Regions from separate parts of the Homo sapiens genome. Here region 1 is linked to region 2. Evidence: chromatin loops called from intact Hi-C (ENCODE). Cell type or tissue: PC-9. All regions are shown on one strand. Links, peaks and the distances in the headings refer to the core of each region. The heading gives the core; the rest is flanking DNA. Region 1 overlaps ZNF24TR (ZNF24 transcription regulator). Region 2 has its middle 11 kb from the start of INO80C.

Region 1 (11,407 bases), core at 1,917-9,916, 49 kb after region 2:
TTGTCCTGTAAATGTTCTTAATAGAGGTCTTCATTGTGTGTTCAGTTGTCCCGGAGGGCTGTGTATTTAAGAGTATTTTCTCTGTAGAGGTTAGGAAGCCTGAGAGTGAGAAGACCAAAGACTTCAGCTTTGAGGTTCTAGTGGGGTATAAATCTTAATAGAGAGGGCTGCGGATGCATTGAATGACTGACTATGGCTTGAATAAATACCTGTTGTTATAATTCCTGATAGAATCTGCAGTATTCATTTATGTAAATAGAGAAGGAAATTAGGTTATCAAAGAACTATGCACCTGCACAAATTGTTTGGCTTCAAGGAATTGCTTTTGCTGAATTTCAACAGGGTTTATGCTTTTGTGCCCATATTAAGGAATTGGATTGAAAGAGGTCAGGAGATATGGACCTACAAAAATGCCTATTACATTTGTCTCAGAAATGTCCCACAGAACCCCACTCCCCCACCCCAGTCCTGTAGGGTGAGCTTTTTCATTCAGGACCCAGACATGGAGCCTGATAGCCTGGGTTTGAATCTCATTTCTGCATCTCACTAACTGTAGTCTTGGGCACATTACGAACTTACTCTTGAATTCTTAGTTTCCTTATCTGTAAAATGAGTGTTATAATAATGTCCACCCCACGAGATTGTCAGGATCAAATAAGAAAATGTCAGAGAAACACTTAACTCGGGACTGGGATCACCCACATCCCCTCTGGTCTGTGCATTAGAAAGGCAGAGTTTTCCTGACTTGTATGTTCTGCTTGGTTATATTTCTCATTTCCTTGGCTCCTAGGACTCTTGGCTCATGCCCGCTTGTAGTAACTGAATAACATCATATGATAGATGTTTCCATGTGCTCATCTTATTGCTGGCTCTATCAACTATTTTCCTTGCCTTCTTCATTGCTTATTTTGACCATTTCTTTTCGTCCTTTATTCTCTTATTCTAATAAGCTTGCTCAACTTTTTTATGAGACAAGGGAAGGAGTAAATAACTAGCTAAAGAAGCAATGATCTGTGATTGAGGCCGGGGGAGAGAGAGGGGTTGAGGGATTTGTGGGGTGAATAGCAGAGGACTTTAATGGAGGAACTCCTCTAGAATAATGAGGGACAGAAAGAGCCAGTAGAAACCACCCACTGGACCTCTTAAAAATCACTAATGTTTTATGCCTTCTTTGGTATTCACCATGTATACTACCATGTTTCCTATGTAATAGCAAACCTTAAAACCCTAAAAAAACAAAAAAGGGGGGCTAGTTGTTTACTTGTTTTGATGACCAGCTTGAGCAGGAAAAGGAGGGATCCTTCTTCCTGGATCCACAGAACTGGATCCAGCCTGGTTTTCTTCCATAACTCAGTGGCCTCTGTCTACTTGTACTTCTGTTCCAACTGCCGTCAAAGCCTTTCCTGAGAAGAGTCAGTGTTTTCCTGGCCTACAGGATGCTGACTACTGACAGGTGCACAGTGTGCACCAAACACACCACTCGCCTCCCCTGGGGTCAGGAAGATGAGTCACATCCATCAGCCCTGGTGGCTTGGAGCCTTGGATCTTTCTAGTATGAATCCAGGAGGGCATAGCCTGGGGTTCTGCAGTGTGGAATACTGCAAGGGCTTTTATCAGGGAGCCAGCCAAGGCCTTGGTGACTGATATCTCCCCTAATAACATCTGGAAAGGAAATTGCTCACTAGAGATAAAGAAGAGAATTTCTGCTCTTCGCAACGGAAAATTATTACAGACAACATTAGACCTCAAAAATGAGCTTCCTCAAAGTACGCATTTGTACAACTCCCCCCGAACTCCTTGCTTGGCTGTTTGGAAGGTTTTGTAGAAAAACAGTAACCTGGCCAGGCGTAGTGGCTCATGCCTGTAATCCCAGCACTTTGGGAAGCCGAGGCGGATGGATCACCTGAGGTCAGGAGCTCAAGACCAGCCTGGCCAATGTGGAGAAACCCCATCTCTGCTAAAAATACAAAAAATCAGCTGGGCGTGGTGGTGCATGCCTGTAATCCCAGCTACTCGGGAGGCTGAGGCAGAAGAATCACTTGAACCTGGGAGGTGGAGGTTGCAGTGAGCCGAGACTGCACCATTGCACTAGGCCTGGGCAACAAGAGCGAAAGAGAAAGAAAGAAAGAGAAGAGAGAGAGAGAAAGGAAAGAAAGAAAAAGAAAAAGGAAGAGAAAGAAAAAAGAAAGAAAAGAAAGAAAGGGAAAGAAGGAAGGAAGGAAGGGAGGAAGGAAGGAAGGAAGGAAGGAAAACAGTAACCTAAGGAATTTTCTTTGAAATTCAGTGCTGCCATTTGTTTGCTTATGGAGTGGCACAGAGCCCACAGCATTTGGCTCTGCCTCAGAGGCAAACATGGCTACAGCAGCCAAAGAGAAACACAAAGGAGGACACTCTAGGAATGGAACCTATAAGTGGGGACTTCTGGGTGCACGTAAGTTCTTGGAGAGCACAGGCAAGGCCTCCTGGTAGCATCACCTGGGCCAGGGCCCTTCTCAGAGAAAAAGGGACTGAGCAATGTGGATGCTTTCCCAGAAAACTGATTTCATTGGCCTACAACGAGGTTTATATTTTATTTGTAGAAGTCTTTTGTTTATTTTTCTTCTTTATCTTTCTTCTCTATTTTAAGTGAGTAGAAAGTTAAAAAAGCCTACTACTATACAAGAAGTCAGATTTAGACATTGAAAAATACATACAATACGTTGGTAAGTGAACAACAATAAAATCACAAATATAGACAACCACCTTTTTGTAGTTTAAAAAAATCAGTAAGAGAGGATGTGAAATGATTTATGTTAAGGAGTTAATGATTGTCTCCTTTGGAAAAAGGAGTGGATTTGGGGTGGGAGGATGAAGAAGGAGAACTTGAATGTCTTAGAATTTTTGGAAAGAGTACAATATAATTTACAAAGAGTGAGAGAGACTCAATTTAGGAGCCCTGGGCTGGGAGGATTGCTAACACTTTCCTGTGAACTCAGGAAAATTCCTTGAGGTTGGACCATCTGTCCTCTGCTGCCTCCGTCCATAAGGCAAGCCCACCGCCACCCATCAGGATCCAGGGTCGCTCTGCCCTGCTCTGTGTCAGAGCCTCTAGCCCTCCTGATAGCACAGCCACTGCACTTGACGGCACACCGTGCACCCCACACACGTTGTTTCCATCTAATGCCCACAACAATATTGAGGCAAGTGTAGCGGCGGGCTCGCTCTACACCTAAGGAACCTGAGGTTCAAGAGAGAAACTAGAGGCAAGGGAAGGCTGTGAGCCAGGCCCCTGCATCCACGCCCAGCACTCCTTCTCAGCCCCTGTGTCCTCTGGCAGGAGAAGGTTGGCTTGGAGCTACCTGCGGAGGGCAAGGAGAAGCAGAGGAACACTGCCTGGGACACTCATGAGAAGCACATCACCCCATGTCACGTTCTGTGATGGTTAATTTCATGTGTGAACTGGGCTAGGCCACAGTACTCTGATACTTTGTCATATGTTGTCTGGATTTTTCTGTGAGGGTACTTTTTAGATAAGATTAACATTTAAACCAATAGACTTGGAGTAAAGCAGAGTACCCTTCATAATATGTGTGAGCTTTATCCAGCTAGCTGAAGGCCTTCGAGGAAAAAAAACTGAGGTCCCCAAAGAGAGGAAAGAAGCCTCTAGGCCCTCCTCAGACTCACATCTTCCCTGGGTCTCCAGCCTGCCCATCTGCCCTGCAGTTTTCAGACTTGCCAGCCCCGACAATCTTATGAGCCAATTCTTTAAAGTAAACCTCTCTCTCTATATATACACACAGCCTATTGGCTCTGTTTTCCTGAAGAAGCCTGGCCAAGACACTTTGTTTAAAGCAGAAGGGTGAGTGTACACATTTAATTTAAACTACCCTTCACTGGCATTACCACACCTAGCAGTGAGCATTGCACATCTTATATGCTTCATAAATATTTGAGTGGAAACCAACAATAAGGCTAAAATGCTGAATGGCTTTGCCAGATGTAGTATTTATTTAAACTATTGTTTTGTTTTCTTATGAGTCATTGAATGGGAAGGAACTGAAATTGTCTTGAAATTGTGAGTGGGTAGAGAGGGCTGGGAGCAATGGGTGGTGAGGTATCCCCCATTTCTAAAGATTCTGTGACCCACATTATTCCAGAAATTCTAGTTTGTGTTTTGTCTTTTTCTTTGTTTTCTTTCTTCTTTTTTGTTTTTTCTTTTTTTTTTTTTTTTTTGTAGACAGAGTCTTGCTCTCTCACCTAGGCTGGACTGCAGTGGTGCAATCATAACTCACTGCAACCTGGAACTCCTAGACTCAAGGGTTCCTCCTGTCTCAGCCTCCCAAGGAGGTATAGATAGATACACTTGGCTAATTTTAAAGTTATTATTATTGTTTTGTAGGGACAGGGTCTTGCTTTGTTGTCCAGGCTGGAATGCAGTGACGCAAACATAGCTCACTGCAACCTGGAACCCTGGCCTCAAGCAATCCTCCTGCCTTGACCTCTCAAAATGCTAGGCTTACAGCCATGAGCCACTATGCCTGGACTGTCTTTTTACTCAGAGTAAGCAGGGACAGGGAAGACCAGAGGGAGAGCCCTAGGACAGGCAATGTTGGCGTCTTCCCCTACCCTAGCTGCCCTGAGCCTCTTGCTGTGCAGGTCCCTCCTTAGGGAGAGGCCTGATCCCATTTTGTCATTAGTCACAAACACCACTTACTGGCCATTTGCGCTGGGCCCTGCACTGTTCCCTCAGGACTTCCTCAGTATCCTCTGTGGCAGGCACTATTGCTTCCAGTTTAACCCTGGGGGAAGCTGAGGCTCAGCAATTTTGGGCCATCAGCCCAAGCAGCACAGGAACATAGTCCAAGCTTGTCTTGAAGCTACTGGGAAGAGGAGAGGTGTCTAGGAGGATGTGCCCTCGCTTTCCTTCCCTGGGATCCCCAACCACCTAACCCCACTGCCTTTTCTTTTTTTCTTTTTCTTTTTTTTTGAGATCAAGTCGCATTCTGTTGCCTAGGCTGGAGTACGGTGGTGCGATCTCAGCTCACTACAACCTCCGCCTCTTTGGTTCAAGTGATTCTCCTGTTTCAGCCTCCCAAGTGGCTGAGATTACAGGTGTGTGCCACCATGTCTGGCTAATTTTTGTATTTTTTATTAGAGACAAGGTTTCCCCATGTTGGCCAGGCTAGTCTCAAACTCCGGACCTCAGGTGATCCTCCTGCCTTGGCCTCCCAAAGTGTTGGGATTACAGGTGTGAGCCACTACATCCGGCCCCCCACCACTTTTTGAAGAGAAGAGCCTAACAAAGGGATCAAGACTTTGTATCCTAGCATCACCATCCTCAGAACTCCATCCTAGGTATAGAAGAGTCCTTTTTAATCCCATTAACATTTCTGGCTTAGCGTCTCCTTAAATGAGTTTCATTCAACACAACATTTCATTTCCCACAATGTGGCAATCTCATCCCCTATCCCCTTTTACCTGGAACACTCCCTTTTCCCCAGCACTTAACTCAGCAGTCGCCTCCTCCAGGAGGCTCCCCCGTCCCCTCCTCTGCCCTCTGCCTTCCTCCATGGAACCCTGGCAGTCCCCCAGCTCCACAGTTGTTGCCTTGCATGGTCACCAGGGTAAGACCTTAAGGGCAGGGACACTCCACAGTGTCTGGCAAATGATGGAATGGACAGTGGCCTGGTCCATAGGCCAAGCTGGAGGCAAGGTGGCCTGTGGCCTGGAACAGTGACTCAGGCAGGAGGAATGTGGCTCAGGCTGCCTGCAGCTGCGATAAGGAGGACAGGATGGGGCTCTGCAAAGGACATCCTGCAGCAGCCAGGGGACTTTCCATGCAGAAGCACATGTGGAAACCCACAGCCTGAGAGAATCCTGGCCTGCATACTGCACAGAGTCCTTGAGGGTGAGCAAGAAGAAGACTGGAAATGCCATCCCTCTGTCACCAATCCACAGTGGGTTTGGGGAGGAGGCATGGCCAACATCCACTGGGCTGCACAGACAGTTTTATTACTACCCCACCTGGCTCCTGCCTTCTGGGGCCCTGCAGCCCATGAATTAATCCCTTTCCAGGCTAGCCTGGGGTACATCCATCCCCTTTGGCTCCTAACCCATGGAGTCAAGCCTCGGGCACATTTCTCCTACCAGCCTGGTTTGGGCCATATCTATGTAATGCTTTTGCCTTCATTTACTTAGGTTGCTCCCTTAAACAGGCTCACATTTTAAACATAACCTCTGCCTCCTAAGCAAATACTTATATTCATAAATTACTCCCACCTGAACCACCACCACTGCCACCACCCACAGGATTCCTGGGCTTCCTTGCAGCATAGATAAAAGCTTTTTTGGGCATCCACTTACCAGGCACTGGGTGGGAGCAGGCAGCAGGGCACATCCTCCCTCCTTGGAAGCAATATTTACTCAGCAATTCTCCACTCAGCAGTGTAAATCACTGTGGCTTCCCAGCAGGCATATGATCTCTGCCTGGTCGGGTTTCTCTCCCTTTTCCATGACTGAATCTGAAGCTCAAGCCCCTTTCCCCACAGCCTCTCCCACATATGCCTGGAAACTGAGGTCTGGCTCATCCTTCAGGGAGCTCCATGCTTCCCTGGTAAGGTAAAAAAAAAAAAAAAATCATCCTATTAATGCCCACAGTGATGTCATGTTGACACCGTGTACCCTTGATAGGATGTGATGAGAATGGCATTTCACCTCTGTGGTCTCCTTCCCAACACCCAATAGCCTAATTATGAGAAAAACATCAGACAAATCCCAACTGAAGGACATTCTAAAAAGTACCTGACCAGTAGTCTTCAAAACTGACAAGGCCATCAAAAATAAAGTCTGAAAAGCCGTCACGACCAAGAGAAGCTTAAGCAGACATGACAACTAAGTGAAATCTGGTGTCCTAGAAGGGACCATGGAACAGAAAAAGGACACGAAGCAAAACATAAGGAAATCTGAATAAACTATAGACTTCAGTTAATAACAACATATCACTATTGGTTCGTTAATTCTAACAAATGTGTCACACTAGTGTTATGATGTGAATAATAGGGGAAACTTGGCGTTGGAGCTGTAGAACTGTGTAGTATCTTTGTAACTTTTCTGTAAATCTGAAACTGTTTTAAATTTCAAAGTTTATTTTAAAATCATAATAAAGGTTACTGCAGGAAAGAATGGAGCAGCAATTGCTTGGTCAGGTGTCATGGAAGAAAATCTTACTCATGAATCCCAAATGCTGCCTTTCAAACTTTAGTTACGATAAAGTATCAACTAGTTACTAAGTGGGAAATCCACTTTCTTTCTTTCTTTTTTTTTTAACTGCTATTTTAACTATTACACAATCCACAAGAACTATTATTAATATGTACTTTAAAAATTCTGGTTTGACTTATTCTGATTCAAAATGTAATATATTACTTGTTAGGACTTGAACAGATTGTGAAAGTTGCTCCTACCTTAAGAAATAGTATTATTTGCAGAACACCCCTTTAAAGAGTTTTTGGAAATGACTCAGAATGCCCAGTTACTCCACCACATTCTACCCTGTAGGAATTGTGATAAAGAAGCAGTGCTTTCCGGTGATAGCTAGGTGCAATAAAACCAAACAAGTAGATTCCATACCTCATCGTGCATATGCAAAGCCTAGCCCATTCTTTCCTGCAGTAGTTGGTGAGGTTATCAATATGTGTCTGATTTTCATCCATCAAATGTTTCTTGAGCTGCCATTGTTTTATGGGGAGAGGGACGATTTGAGAAGGGGAGAGATGCTCTCAAAGGGAAATTTGGGAAGAAGCTTCTCTTGTTCTGAGTACAGATATCTCAAAATATAACATTAGTGTCTTGATTTGCATATTTGTGGTACATAACACATTGTAATACCATTCAAATTATAAAATACTTTCTCTTTTTTTTTTTTTTTTTTTTTGAGACAGGGTCTCACTCCATCACCCAGGCTGGAGTGCAGTGGTGCCATCTTGGCTCACTGCAACCTCCCTCTTCCAGGCTCAAGCAATCCTCTCACCTCAGCCTCCCTATAGCTGGACTACAGGCACGCACCACCACACCTGGATAATGTTTATATTTTTTCGTAGAGACAGGGTTTTGCCATGTTGCCCAGGCATGCCTCGAACTCCTGGGCTCAAGTGATCGGCCTGCCTCCGCCTCCCAAAGTGCTGGGACTACAGGCATGAGTCACCGCTGCACCCAGCCATAAAGAAATAAATGGAAAAAAAGTCCTGGCAACGGTCTTTGAAAAACTGAAATATACTCCATGAACCCTGTCATGCAGACCTGCCCAACTCTGCAATCTTAGCATCTCATTGTTTTGTTTTCCCTGTCATGTCTGCAGCTCATCTGTCTCTTGGGCTTCTTCCTATCTCGGTCCTGGTCCCCATCCCCTGTGTTTTACTCTTTGCCAGCTTTTTTTCTGGTTTTATGTTCTTCCTTGTCCAGAGCACGACCTTCATCTGTGTATGAGTCAACACAGAAAACCTGACCCAAAAAGGCCAGGTCCAGGAAGGGTGCAGCTCAGCTTTTACTGAGTGTCCTGTATGCTTTGTCAAGTCCTCCTTACGGGTTGTCTCATTTAGTTAGCAATGGATTTGGCATTTCAAGAGGAAACAAGGTTTAGAAGTCTCACAAAACAATCAGCCAATCAAAGAAGCCATAGAGCTACTGAGTGACTTCAACATCTCCAAACTCATTTCTGAGTATGGCCCACACTTAGAGAATGATCTGATAGTATTCATTTCTCTGGGCTGTTTCCTCATTTTCCCTTGAGTAGTAACTAGTGAATCAAAGGATCCCCGAGTTAAGCAAAATCCAACTCATCCACTCCTAGCTGAAGGTTCTAATGCTGCTCATTTCCATAAAACAAAGATTTCCCAGAGCCTGAAGTGGCTTCCTGTTGGCTACTTAAACAGCACAACATATGGTAAAATCAGACTATTAGTTTCTATAAAAAAGTTTATATATATATTAAAAAGGCCTACTACAATTTTGATTGGAATTGCATTGAACCTATAGATCAATTGGAAAAGAATGAGTATCTTAATATTGAGTTTTCTGAAACATAAACTTGACTCATCCTTCCATTTATTTAGATCTTCTTTAATTTCTCTCAGTAATGTTTTATAGTTTCCAGTATAGAAGCCTTGCGCATATTTTATCAAATTTATTCCTAAATATTTTATGGTTTTTGGTTGCTATTATAAATGGTCTTTAAAAAATTTATTTACAAGCGGTAGTATTCACTTTTGTGATATATATTTCTATGATAGATTCTCTTTTTTTTTTGAAAAACTGGGATATAAATTACATATATTAAAAAGCCTTTTAAAGTGTCCAACCCAGTGGTTTTTAATATATTCACAAGGTTGTGCAACTGTCACGACTATCTGATTTTTAGAACATTTCTATAATCCCCTCAAAGAAGCCCCCAGTCTATTAGTAGTCATTTCCCCCTCCCTCTAGCCCCTGCCAACCACTAATCTGTTTTCTGTCTCTGTGGACTGAGCTATTCTATTTATTTTGTATAAGGAGAATCATATAAATAGAATGATATAATATGTCACCTTTTGTGTCTGGCTTCTTTCACTTAGAATAATGTTTTCAAAGTTTATCTTCATTATGGCATATATCAGAATTTCATTCCTTTTTATGGTTGAATAATATTCCATTGTGTGGGTAAACCATATTTTGTTTATCCATTGTCCATCAATGACACTTGAGTTTCTCCCTCCTTTTGGCTATTATAAATAGTGCTGCTATAAACACTCATGTACAAGTGTTTGTTTGAATATTTGTTTTCAGTTCTTTTGAGTATATATCTAGGAGTGAAATTGCTGAGTCATATTATAATTCTGTGTTTAACTTTTACAGGAACCACCAAACTGTTTTCCACAGAGGCTGCATCAATTGACATTCCCACTAGCAATGGATGAGGGTTCCAATTTTTCCAGATGCTCACCAACACTTGTTAATTTTGGTTTTGTTTTCATTATGGCCATTCTGGTGGGTGTAAAGTAGCATCTCATTGTGGCTTGACTGAATTTCTCTAATGAGTAATGATGTTGAGCATTTTTCATGTGCTTATTGGCTATTTGTATATCTTTGTTGGAGAAATATCTGTTCAAGTTCTTTGGCCATTTTAAAATTGGGTTGTCTTTTTGTTGTTGAATTGTAAAGTTCTTTAGATATTCTGAATACTAGATCCTTATTAAATATATGATTTGAAAATATTTTTCCCATTTTGAATGTTGTCTTTTCATTTTTTGGATAGTGTCTTTTGGTGCACCAAACTTCAAAAATTTTTTCGAAGTCCAGTTTATCAATTTTTTATTTTGTTGCCTGTGCTTTTGGTGTCATATCCAATAAGTCATTGCCAAATCCAATGTCACAAATATATTTTTGCTGCTTTCTTGTAAGAGTTATACAGTTTTAGCTCATATGTTTAGGTCTTTGATGCATTTTGAGTTAATTTTTGTATGTAGTGTAGGATAAGGGTCTAACTTCATTCCTTTGCATGTAAATATTCCATTTTTCTGGCACCATTTGTTGTAGGAACTGTCATTTCCCCATTAAATGATTTGGCATCCTTGTCAGAAATCAATTGTCCATACATGTGAGGGTTTATTTCTGGGCTCCCAATTCTATTCCATTGGTCTATACATCTGTTCCCATGCCAGTACCACACTGTTTGATTAATGTCGATTTTTAGTAAGTTTTGAAATCAGGAAGTGTGAATCCTCCAACTTTGTTCTTTTCAAGATCATTTTGGTTATATGGGTTACCTTAAGATTCCATTTGAATTTTCGGATGGGTTTTTCTATTTTTGTAAAAAATATCATTGGGATTTTGATAGGAATTGCACTGAATCTGTAGATCGCTTTGGGTAGTACTATCATATTAACAATATTAAGTCTTCCAAGCCATAAACATGGACTGTCTTTCCATTTATTTAGATTTTCTTTAATTTCTTTCAGCAATGTTTTGCAGTATTCAGTGTACAAGTCTTTTGCCTCCTTTGTTAAATTTATTCCTAAGGATGCTATTCTTTCTGATGCTAGTAAAATAGTTTTCCTAATTTCATTTTCAGATCATGCATAACCACCACCATAAACATGATTCCAACACCCCAGAGTATTCCCTCAGTCTGACCTTTTGTAAAGTGGTGCTTTTTAAAATTTAATTTTCCAATTGCTTGTTGCTAGTGTATAGAAATACGACTGATACTTTTATATTGGCCTTGTATCCTGAGACCCTGTAAATTCACTTATTAGTTCTAGACAGTTTTAATTCTTTCTTTCCAATCTTTATGCCTATTATTTCTGTTTTGTTTTGTTTTTTAAACAGGGTTTGGCTCTGTCACCCAGGCTGGAGTGCAGTGGCTTGATTCCAACTCACTGCACCCTCGACCTCC
Region 2 (11,407 bases), core at 2,215-10,214:
ATCAGAACTGGTGCGTCTCTGCCTGGACAACAGAGAGAGCCACTTGAAAAGGTGGCTGTGTGTGTATATGAATATGTATGTGTGTAAAAACGTATATGTATATATTTGTGTTATGTATGTGTAGATGTAGGAGAGTGAGTGTGATTTTTTTATGTGTGACTGTGTACATGTGTATACATGCATGTGTGCTACGTATATAGAGGTGTGCATGTATTTTGTGCGTATGTGTGTATGTGTATTCTGTGTGTGTGTACACCTGTGTAAGATATGATGCCAAGTCTTGGGACAAGCAGGGGGAGCCGAGAGCTAAATGCTTCTTAGTCCCACAGCACAAAATTGCAGTCAGAGGTGGGGCTGTGGGCATTGTGGCCAATGGTCAAGACTGGAGCCACACTGACAGGAGCAACATTTCCCAGGGGGGCTGTGAAAATGGATTCCTTCTCACTATGCAGTAAGTGTCCCTGATAGCTGAGATCAGCTCTTGGCTCTCCTGGAGGGCCTGGGCCTGGCTGAGCCTGAGCTGTCTGCATTCTGTAAGGCACAGCAGGGAACCTGGGCTGGAAACCCTGGCTGAGACAGGCTGCCCATTCCAGAAGCATGACGAAGTCACTCCCATGCGTGGGGCCATGAACCCAGGGCAAGAAGGGAGGGTTCCGAAAGCATTGCAGGCCTCAAAAGGCTTTCACCCAGTGGGGCAAAGGAACCCTGGGGCTGCTGGGACCTCAAACTTTGCTCCTCCTTCCTTGGGATACTGTCTGAAACTGTCTGGCTCCTAGTCAATAAAGGGAACACAAGAACAACTGCCATAACGCTGGGTAGAGTGAAGGGGAGCACCTAAAATTCAGGGCTATAAAATACAGGGTCAAGTTATGAGGAAATGACTGAGTAGTCAGGAGTGGCTCGTGCAGCCAACAGACAGGTTGAACTTGGCTCAAGTTTATGCAGGGTGCATTCCTGCTTCGAGGAGAGGTTAACATTTCCACATCCTGGAAGGTGCGTGGGATGTCTGGTCTGGGAGGGGCAGGAAGCTTAGCTTGTCAAGAGGCTGCCATAAGACTACCATGATTATCTATGACATAGGAGTCCCAGAGCCACCCCAAAGCCTTTGTGAATGACAGACAATAAGAACCAACTTCCTATTTGCTCAGATGTCACCCTGTGAGAGGTGAGTAAAAGGAATACATATTTTGACAGAGACCAGTTTCCCTCTGTGAGACTGTCCAGATGGGACATTCTGGTCTCTGGGGGGTACCTCATGATATGAGCACCCCAGTGTCATGGGGCAGTCCTGGGTTCACACTTGGTGACCCAGGTCAGGCAAGGTGATGGTGGGAAGGCCTATGTGAGTTATTTGTGGTGTCCCCTGTGCATCTCCTTCGAAGTAAAGGCCTGTCTATTTGCCTTTGTAGCCTGTTATGGAACTGGGGAGCCCATAGCACAGCTGGGGTGTGGGAGCTAGTGAGAAGAAAAGACCCCTCCATAACATGGGGACTATGGGCCCCTCTACAAAACTGACCTGAGGATGAATGTGGCAGTGCATGTGACATCTTGGGCAAACGGCTTGGCACATAGGACATACTCGGGACATAGAATGCCTGGGCAATTTTGCAGACTTGTTTCTCCAGCTGAACCTTGGCCTCACCTAAACTTAATCAGCCTGCTGAGCCATCATAATAGTAGAGTTGCTTATGCCAGTGGCACAAAAACATGACTTCCCCTACTCTTTGTGAAGGAGGAGGAAATGAATTTAAGAATGCTCATGATCCTAAATTTCAGGTGTGTTTTAGAATAATTTTGACATTATTTACTCCTTTCCTAATAATCTTACAATCTTAAGACTTTAAGCAATTCCAATATGGGAGTTGTAGTTATAGGACATTGAGCTTGGTCGTTATGGGAGTTTTACATTAAATAAGTGATACATTTATTAATAAGATACAGCTGCCTTGAGTGAAATCACAGGATTTCTCCCCAAGGCTCCCATTTGAGTTGGTTGTTCTCCTTTGTTGTGAGATTACTTCAAGTGTCTATACCCTAAGGTGGTATAACATTTCAACCTGCATTGCTTCTGGATGATTTAAACACCTCAAAGTCCATCAGCAGGAAATCAATGGCACACTCAAATTATGAAAATCTGTGGAGAGTTCAATGAAGTAACAGTTTAGCAAGGTTTGGGCTGGGTGTCAGGAGATCACAAGGGAGCTAGGGGACCAAATATCTTGAACCTACTCTCCCTCACCTATTTCCTGCTGAGTTTCCCCATTGGCTGAACCTACCTGGGCACCAGAGGGCAACAGAGCCCTTGGTCTCTTCATCTGGACAGTTCTTGGGCAGAAAACAGGGGAGAACGTCATTTGATGGGGGAAGGAGTGTTTACCAATTTCAGATATGCACATCTGGGATAGAGAATTGAATGAGCTCTCTAGGATAGGAAAAATATAAGGGATAACTCCTAAAGGAAAACCAAAAAAATAACCTGTGTTTCATGCTAGGCAGATCTAAGCACAACTAGCCTAATCAGACTTAGGCTAAGAGTTGGCCTCCAGGGACTCAGTAAGAAGGGGATAACCATGCAGGCACATGGTTGAGCTGGCTTTCTCTGGGGCAAGAAGTGAAACTGTGATGTCTTCCCCAACACCCTCATTAGGGCTGGGCTCTGTGGCTGAGAGAGTTTCCATCTTGCCCATTCTCTGTGCCCAAAATACTCACCGTCCTTTTTGACTCCTGATTGCCAAGACCTGGTGTGACCCAATGCTGAGCCAGTCCAGGTCACAACAACACTAAAAAAAGATCAAGAAGGCAATAGGAAAAGGAGAGAAAGAGAAGAGAAACCAAATACCTCAGAGACCTCAGCCAAGGCAGGCCCACAAGCACACACAAATAGACGTTCAAGGATATGTACATGAAATAATAAGAATCAGAAACATAAGGAACTGGAAAACAGAGAGATGAGATGAAGAGACTTCATGGATTTTGATGATAAACGTATATTTTAATAGCTGCTGATAGCTTGGGTTTAGGCCATCAGAATAGATGCTCACTGCCTTTTGCAATACTGACCAACTCATCAACAATAAAAATAACTTTTCTTTGGGAGGTTGAGGTGGGAGGATTGCTTGAGGCCAGGAGTTTGAGACTAGTCTGGGCAACATAGCAACACCCCATGTCTACAGTAAAATTTTAGAAAGAAAAAAAATGACTTTCAAACTCTATATTTATTCTTGAAATCAAGGCATATTTTATTAATGAGTTCTAAAGATGTTTTTAATAGTATGTGATAAAGCAAATCAAAGTGTGGGTTTTTTTTTTTTTTTGCAATTTATATTCAAGTAGGAGTAATTCTGCCTGGGGGCAGATAACATTCACTTGGAGGTATATCTGAATTGGACCCTGCGGAATTTCCAGGCCAAGGGAACAGCATGAGGCCTGGAGCATGGAAGGTAGTCAGGGCTCAGTCAAGACAGCAGTGAGTCCAAACCTGGGCCCAGAGGAAGCATGGGCAGTGACAAGGCTGGAAAGATGAGCCTCATAAAATGTGAACATGATATTTGCTTTCTCTGCCTCATGGCAGAGTATAATGAAATGTAAGTAAAAATGCTTTGGATATTAGGAGACACTGACTTTTGTCATATATGCTTTTAGATTTTTCATTGAAAAATCAGGTCAGTCATTTTGCCATTAAGAAAGCCAAGTAATGTTTAAGAGATACACAGACCTGACATATAACATGGGCAATCACTTAGAAGAGAAAGTCGTAAATAAAAAGACATCCTCCCTGGTATTTGCTTTCCAGTGGAGCTGCTGCAGAATAAGCAGGCATCAGGAAATTGCATCGGGAATTCCTATGCAATGTGCTATAATGCTGCTCTTAAAGCAGTCAACCACATATCAGGTGCTCTGAGGCAATATGAGAAAAGCAGTTTATAATCTAATTAGAAAAACATTCAAGAACCAATGAGAAAATAGCATAAGGTAGTGCTTAACAAGAGGCTCAGTGGCGTAGTTCTGGCTGTCAGGGTGACAGGAATTTGGAGAAAGGTCTGTGAGGTGTTGACAGAGTCTCAGGGAAGTTAGATGGATGCCAGCTGGGCCTGGAAGGATGGAGCAAAACTGAAGAGTGCAAAAGAGAGAATATGTTGTTTGAGGGGTGGAGACCATGAGTGGCAGAGGAAGGGGTGAGAACCAGCTGTGCTGAGGACTCCTGCCTGGCCAAGGGTCCCGAGTGAGGGAGCTGAAAACATCACTAAGGCATCTGGAGTAGTACTCATTCTCAGAATCTGCTGGTTTCTGAAAGATTCGGGTTAAATGTGACAGAGGCTCTTTATGAACTCAGCCCACCACTAGAACATTATTCAGATGCCAGCTTCATTCTTCTTGTGAGCTAGCAGGGATGATTAAAAATAATGACACTAAATACTGTTGGTAAGGATGTTGATGCTGACAACAGCAATTGGAATTGTCAGTTGTTGACATTTCCTGGATTATTATGGTTATTTTTAAATAACAACCAGAGAGCCTCAAAACAGCCATAGATATCTGCACTGGAAAATTCGACCAAACACTTATGGAAGAAATAATACATAATATTATAAGTCTTCCAGAAAATCAAAGAGGAGGGAATACTTTTCAACTCAGCCTATGAGGACAGCATTACCCTAATACCAAAAGCAAAAACTCATGACAAATTTGTAGCAAATTAAATCCAATGTTACTACAAGGGTAATACATTATAATAAAGTGAGATTTAACCCAGGAATTCAGGGTTGGTTTAACATTCAAAAACCAATCGAATTTGCCATATTAACAGAATGAAAGGAAAAAGTATATGATATCCTTACTAGATGCAGAATAAGCATTTGAAGAAATCCAACCTCCATTCCATATTTAAGACTTTCAGAAATAAAAGGGAACTTCCTCACTTGATAAAGAACATCTACAGAACACCTGCAGCTAACATCATACTTAAGGGTCAAAGATGAATGCTTTCCCTCTAAGACTGGGAGGGAGATAGGGATGTCTGTGCTCATGGCTTCTATTCAGCATTGTACTGAACAGTCTGGCCAGTGCAGTGAGCAAGAAAGAAGCAGCAGGGCTTTGATTGGCTCAGGCCTGGCACTGAGAAGAGGGGAGAGGTCTGCCAGGAATGCCTCTGATGTTCTCCAGCACACAACGGGACATCAGATACATTGCTGATGCAAACCAGCAGGACCACTATGTAGCTGTGTGACCTTAAAACATCCTTTAATCTCTTGGAATCTGTTTCCTAAGTGATGGAGTGAGCATAATAGTAGCCCACTGGCAGATTTGTTGTGACGCTTAAATGGAGTAAGATTGTGTCAAAGTGCTTTCAAACTGGAAAGCGCTATTCCAGCGTTTGGATTTGCTACATTCATATTGAGTGACCAGGGAAGCAATGGGATCCATTAGGAATGTAACAGGGAGGTTTGAGGATTTGGGATTTGAAGACCAAGGTCTAGACTAGGTGCTCGAAGAGGGGCTGGGGGTCAGGCTGAAGATGGGGACTGATACCTGCTAAGCTGTAGCAGGACCCTGGAGCACGCTGTGCAGGCAGCCAGCTTGGGTTGCATCTCTCCTTCTCTCGGGTGGGGCAGAGGCATGCTGGTTAGCAAGAGGAAGGGGCACGGGACAAGAGGATCCTGGATCAGCTCTCTTAGCAGGGGTACCCTCCTTATTATTCTGTTCTCTCTCTGTTGACTTTTACAAGCTCTTTCCATCCTAAAGACTTCTCCTGGCTCAGAGGAAAGTGATCTGACAAAATAACTCAAAGTGAGACACCAGGGATTGGTGATTAAACACTCAACCTTTCTGGGGGAAGCATCTGCCTTTTAAGAGGCCTCAGGGTCAAAGCCGTGCCTACGGTGGCTCTCCAGGAGTTTGGAGAGGTGCTGGGGCTCCTATATATAAGATATTTTTGGTCTTATTCTTCTGTAAGGAGTCCCCTCCTCCCATACTGAGTTAATTCATTGCTTGCCCTATAGCAGGGGGTAGGGGAAGTGGAAGAAAAGCCCTCATGACAGAAGGAGGTACAGGAGGAAGGACCGTATAGGCATGAGGTGAGGCTGGGGAGAGAAAGGGCAGATGCGGCAGTTTCATAATCTGCCCATAGCTGGCCTCAGGAAGAGCACCCAGTGACACAAAAGCCAGCTCATCGGGCCAGCCCCACAGGGAATGGCCAGGAGGGCCAAGGGCTAAGGAGGACAACACCGGTGTTTGTGATGTGTGTGCATTTGTTAGTGTGTGGCTGGGCATCTGGACGGGTGGGAGGAAGGAGATTTCCTTTGCTCTCAGAATAAGTACCTGGTGAGATCTTTGCTTGAAGGATAGAGTGAAAGCATTCAAATCTTTAATTGAGGAATCATGAACCATTACGTTCTGGGACTAGGAACAAGCCCTTGCCTTGCAGATGGCTACTTCAGATAATGGGAAACTATAGTGGCTTGCTCTGGCCACCTCTTGGTTTGACAAGTCCTCCCGCATATTTTGCATGGTTTTGAGAAGTTGTGTCACTTCTGGACATGTGACAATTGTGTACTTTGGGGGCGGGGTGGGTTGAAGGTGTGGATCCTGGGAGCTTTAACTATAGAAAACAATAAGGAACAAAATAATGTTCTGATGCTCTTTAGTTGTGATTTTTTTAAAACTCCAGGAAGGGTAAACAACTGGCAATCACTTTAGCTCTTAGTATCATCAGTAGCCATAGCCCTAGCGGTCCAATATTTGCACCCATTTTTAGGTTTGAAGACTTCATCGTTCTAAAAAGCCAAAAATGTAAGATAGAAATTTTTCAAGTCTCTCTTGCTGTGAGGGCCTGAGCACAGGCTACAGGCTCCACCCACCCACCCAGTGGCCCACCTCAAATTTCATGCAGGAGAGCTTTGTGAGAGGAGGCAGGCACAGGCAGCAGCATCCCACCTGCCTTGGCCAGGCATGAAAGAGTAGGTGCGTGTCATCCACGGTGGTTGTAGCACTGCCTCTGCCACTAGCTCTTTCACACTCTGACCATCCTGCCAGCTCAGCCTTACTCTCCAGAACAAAATGACTCCACTCTGGGACCAAGAACTCTTCTTGCAAATTTCTCTTGTTCTTTCCCACACTTGTTTCCAAAGCCCTTTAGGTCGTCAGTGTCCCTGCACCAATTAAATCTCTGCACTTGAAGCAGTACATCTATGGCAAATGTGTATATGTCTGTTGTTTAGGGTCCACCCAGAGCTGTCCTGGGCCTGTCACAGGGAGACACCAGAAAGTATGTGACAAAGGTAGCACTTCTCATGAAAATCACAAAAAAAGCCAAGACTTTCATAGATGAAAGTAGTCTTATAGATCATCACTGCTTTACAAGTAATAACTTCCTCGTCCAGAACTATTGCATCCTTCACTTGAGGTTTTACCTGAGTGTGATTTCTGCTATATCCCACTGCCTCTCCGCTTGCTCGGGGCATTTGTTTGGCAAATATAGTTATGTAGTATCAAGTGCAATGAAAAAATCCTTGGTGTAGATGAGTGGAACTCTCGTTTGCTGCTGGTGGGAAGGTAAATTGGTACAACCACTTGTCAAATGGAAGTATCTATTAAAGTATACTCTGTGACCCAACAATTTCATTCTTGATATAATCCAACAGAAGTTTACCTATGTAGGCTGAAAGATATGTATGCACAATGTTCAAAGCAGCTTCATTCAAAAGAGCCAGAAGACCCTGGAAACAACCTAAATGTCCAGCAGATGAATAGTTACACTGTGGCTTGTTCTCACAGTGGAAAACCATACAGCCACGACAATGAAGTACTGCTACATGCTGCAAAAGGAATCTCCTCCAAGGCAGACACACAAGAATACATACAGTACACGACTGATTACATTTCTATAAAGCTCAGAACTAATCTCTGGTGGTTGAAGCCAGGAAAGTGGTAACCTTGGGGATTGGCAATGGGCATGAAGCAGGGGCTTTTAGGTGCTGATAACATTCTGTTTCGTAAGCTGGATTACCAAGTATGTTTACTTTGTAAAAATTCACGTGGCTGTCCACAAATGATTTGTGCACATTTTTTATGTGTTATGCCTTAAAAAAATGTTTACTTAAAAATGTCTGACAACTCAGATAAACAAAATTGGTTAGCTCATTTTAGAGATAAGGAAACTGAAGCCAAAAAGAGGTTAAAAATTACCCAAAAAGGCCATTAATCAGATCAGCTAAACTAAATTCTCAAAAGTCCACACACTGAAGCACATGCCTCTGGTCTTGGGACACCCACCCTGTCCCCACCAAGGCCTCACTCGTGGGTTTCTGTGATTATTTTAGACATATTTCTAACACCTGTGGTGGTTGATCACTTCAGTCCACAACATATTAAAAACAGAAAATCTATTATGTTTATGGGTGTGCTACGGGAGATGTCTGAAGCCAGCCCTTTAATGGCAGAAATGAAATCAGAAGGCAAAAACTCAAACTGCATACTAGTGCAGGGCCATTTAGCATAGGGAGAAATGCCTTATCGACCTGCTCATGAGAGGTTCCTTGCATTATAGCAGAGCACAAAAACTGATGTTCAGTTCACACTGACAATCCCCAATCCTTACAAAAAGTTCAAATCCTCAGTGCAAGTAGATGGAGAATGAACTAGAACTCTTCGGAAAGTGCTTCACAACAGCGTCAGGGAATTGCAAAAGTGAACATGGGATAAGGAAAGGGGCTAGAAGCCACTTTACACACAAGTCCAGGGATTGAGATCGAAAGAGGCAGGGCAGACGCTGAGCCAGGCTGGGACCCCAAGATCCCTGAGAGAACTGGGATGGAGGGCAGGGTGGCTGGACTGGGTCAGAACCCAGTCAACATTTGGGAGCCCAAATGTGAGAGATGAAAGGCGAGATAAACAGATAGGTCATAGGGCATCCTAAGTAGTTTGAGTCTTTCTCTATAGAATGAAGATTCTCTAAAAAACTGTGAGCACATTTCCTCTCTTGTTCTTCCAAACAATGGCCATCGTCTTTCGACAAAGTGAGGGATGGGGACTGTCCCACTATCCTTTGGGTTCTGTCCAGTGCCATGCCAAGGAAGAAGACCGCTGACAGCCCTGCCTGTCACAGGTCCTTTGCCCAGAATGGGTCTCCCTCCCTTGGCCATACCCTCTTCTCGCCCTGCCCCTGTTCCCAGGGCTGGGTCACACCTGGGAGCTGGACTGGTTAGCTCACCTACTTTGGAGCAGCAACAGCAGCAATGTCTAGAGAGGGGTACATATGGGATACCTGGAGGAGGCCTCAATTTCTCAGTCTTTGGGGATTTCTTGGTGAACTTAGACAATGAACATCTCTAAGCTTCCATATTGTCTCTGTTTTATTCCATTAGTGAATGTGCCCAAAGCTTGTGGATTGATCTTCTCTGATACTATCTTAATGTACAGCTGACAGAAACAAGGTGTCACATGTGAATAAAAACAACCAAAACAAGCAACACAGCAGTGGGGGTTAGGAACCATGATGCTGGGGAAAATAATCAAAGCAGGCTGACAATTTAAGAAGGCAGGTGTTGTCACAGCCTGGGGATTAGCAAATTTGAGGTTATGAGAGAGAAAACAGGGAAAAAAATATCAGAGATGGGAGAATTATAGTAATTATAATTGTTTTCTTTCTCTATGGTATGCACAAACAGTAAGTGTTAAAACAATAATTCATTTTAAATAATGGGTGGGACCTCTGGTAAGAGAGAAAGGGACGACCAGTGCCCAGAAGGGGATTCACAGAGGTGGGCAACAAAAGACAGAAAAATACCATCCTGGGAGCAGAATCCTGCCTTTCACAATGGAAGGCAAGCACCCCACTATTTGGAAAGTCCTGTGTCAGCCTTTCTGGGCCATATTTGTAATGTTAAATTGGTGTTTACTTAACAGGCATGGATTTAAGAAGTAATTCCAGTAAGCAAAATGGCCCTTAAAACTATTTTCTCTCCTTCAGACTTTGCAAAGCAGTATTATCTGTTGAGGTCAAAATTCAGAGAGTAGATTGCATGAGTTTGGATGCACCAAGTATGTCTTCCTACTGTGTAAGATGTGCAGTGCCCAACTCGAGGGTTGCCATACATACACACAGTAACCACAATAAAGGGTGCTTCTGGACTTCAGCTGTGCCCAACCTGCCCAAGCAGATGTGCCACTCGGCACTGCCAGGAGGTTTCTCACAGGTCCCTTCTCAGCTCTCTCTCTAATGGTACCTTTAAAGTGTGGCTTTTCCAAATCTTCCTACGACCCTTCCTAAGCCTCTACCACTCTCCCTCCACCTTGCAGGGGTTGCTACCTGTTACCTCTCCTGTTACTGAGAAAACCCAGGCTTAGAGATGGAAATCACATCAACTTTCTGCCATCTCAACTGGATCTCCTCCTGGACCTGCCTTCCCCTCTCCCACTCCAGTTTAAAGGAGGCTGGAGCTCCATGCACCTGGCTTCTGCTCCTCATCTGGTGTCTTCCTACTTAACACTCTGAGCACAGGCCTGTGACGCACAGCCTGGGCAAGAAGCCCCTCTTTCTGGCTCTGCCTTTCCACACTGAGCAGAGTGAATAGGGACACAGGGAAATGTGTCAACCCAAGTCCATGGCTCCCTCCTTTTAGAACATGCTCTGGTGCTTGGGACCCCAGAACCTCATGCTCAAACGGCCCTGTGCCCCCTGGGAGGGCCCCTGTGGACCTTGTCCTTGCACTTGATGTATATCCCCAAAGGCTTGAGGGGGTAGTCAAGAGGTTTCCACAGGTGTACACACATGTTTCCTCCAGATGCCCTGAGGAGTAGGGGGGAAAAGGGGGGCTCAGGGCTGGAACAGCTCTTCCCACCCTACCACATTCTGAGCAGAACTCCAAGAAATCTGAGCATTCTAAATTCAACTCTGGCCTTCTGGGTTATAAAGATACATTTGCCAAGATAGAAGGGTAGAACATATTTTATTTTACATGTTATTAGCTTGCTTTGTACACTTAAATATCAAGGCATATGGTAGGTAGGCCTCCATTTGTACTCTTGCCCTGAACCCTGGAAATGTCACAGTCAGGCCTATTTTCAATTACTCTTTCCAGCTTTTAAATATTTCCATGCGGCTGTCAGGCAAGAAATAGCAGGCAATGAAGTGAGCAAAGGCCTGTCCCCAGCATCCACTGGGCCCGAGCTCTCTTCTGCTCTCTCTATTAATACTGATTGTTTACAATGAGGCACATAGCAGATTGCCACCGAGGGACTGCAATACTCTGAAAACAGCGACAAAGAAGAAACTGTGTCTGCTCAAGTGAGCCTGTGACCCACAAGCACTTACCAAACGATATACTTTGGTCTGTGATGGAGAAAACACAGGCTACTTTAGGAAGGTTCCTCAGAGATGGTGTTCCAGGAATGAGTGCTGCTCTCACAC

Evidence for each region. Peaks named below come from ENCODE experiments on the same cell type or tissue, not always from the same donor. Only the 100,000 strongest peaks of a DNase experiment are listed, where the experiment ranks them.
Region 1: a loop joins it to region 2, with 3 times the contacts of the local background. A loop is called at or near these places in 19 of 110 quality-filtered maps.

Annotation. Positions count from the first base shown.
Region 1 is chr18:35,453,429-35,464,835 of GRCh38, reverse strand. The region is part of intron 1 of ZNF24TR (ZNF24 transcription regulator); the gene reads left to right. Among named protein-coding and RNA genes, the nearest start is that of ZNF24TR, 8.0 kb to the left of the region's middle. RefSeq lists a cis regulatory region at 1,675-1,692 and enhancers at 1,611-1,755, 6,006-6,833. In PC-9, for the core only: no CTCF peak of the experiment used is centred there; DNase peaks (open chromatin) are centred at 3,915, 5,735 and 7,525; H3K27ac peaks cover 6,335 bases.
Region 2 is chr18:35,502,915-35,514,321 of GRCh38, reverse strand. No RefSeq gene overlaps it. Among named protein-coding and RNA genes, the nearest start is that of INO80C, 11 kb to the right of the region's middle. RefSeq lists an enhancer at 4,886-5,468 and a silencer at 10,472-10,666. In PC-9, for the core only: no CTCF peak of the experiment used is centred there; DNase peaks (open chromatin) are centred at 6,441 and 6,871; H3K4me3 peaks cover 1,678 bases; H3K27ac peaks cover 4,891 bases.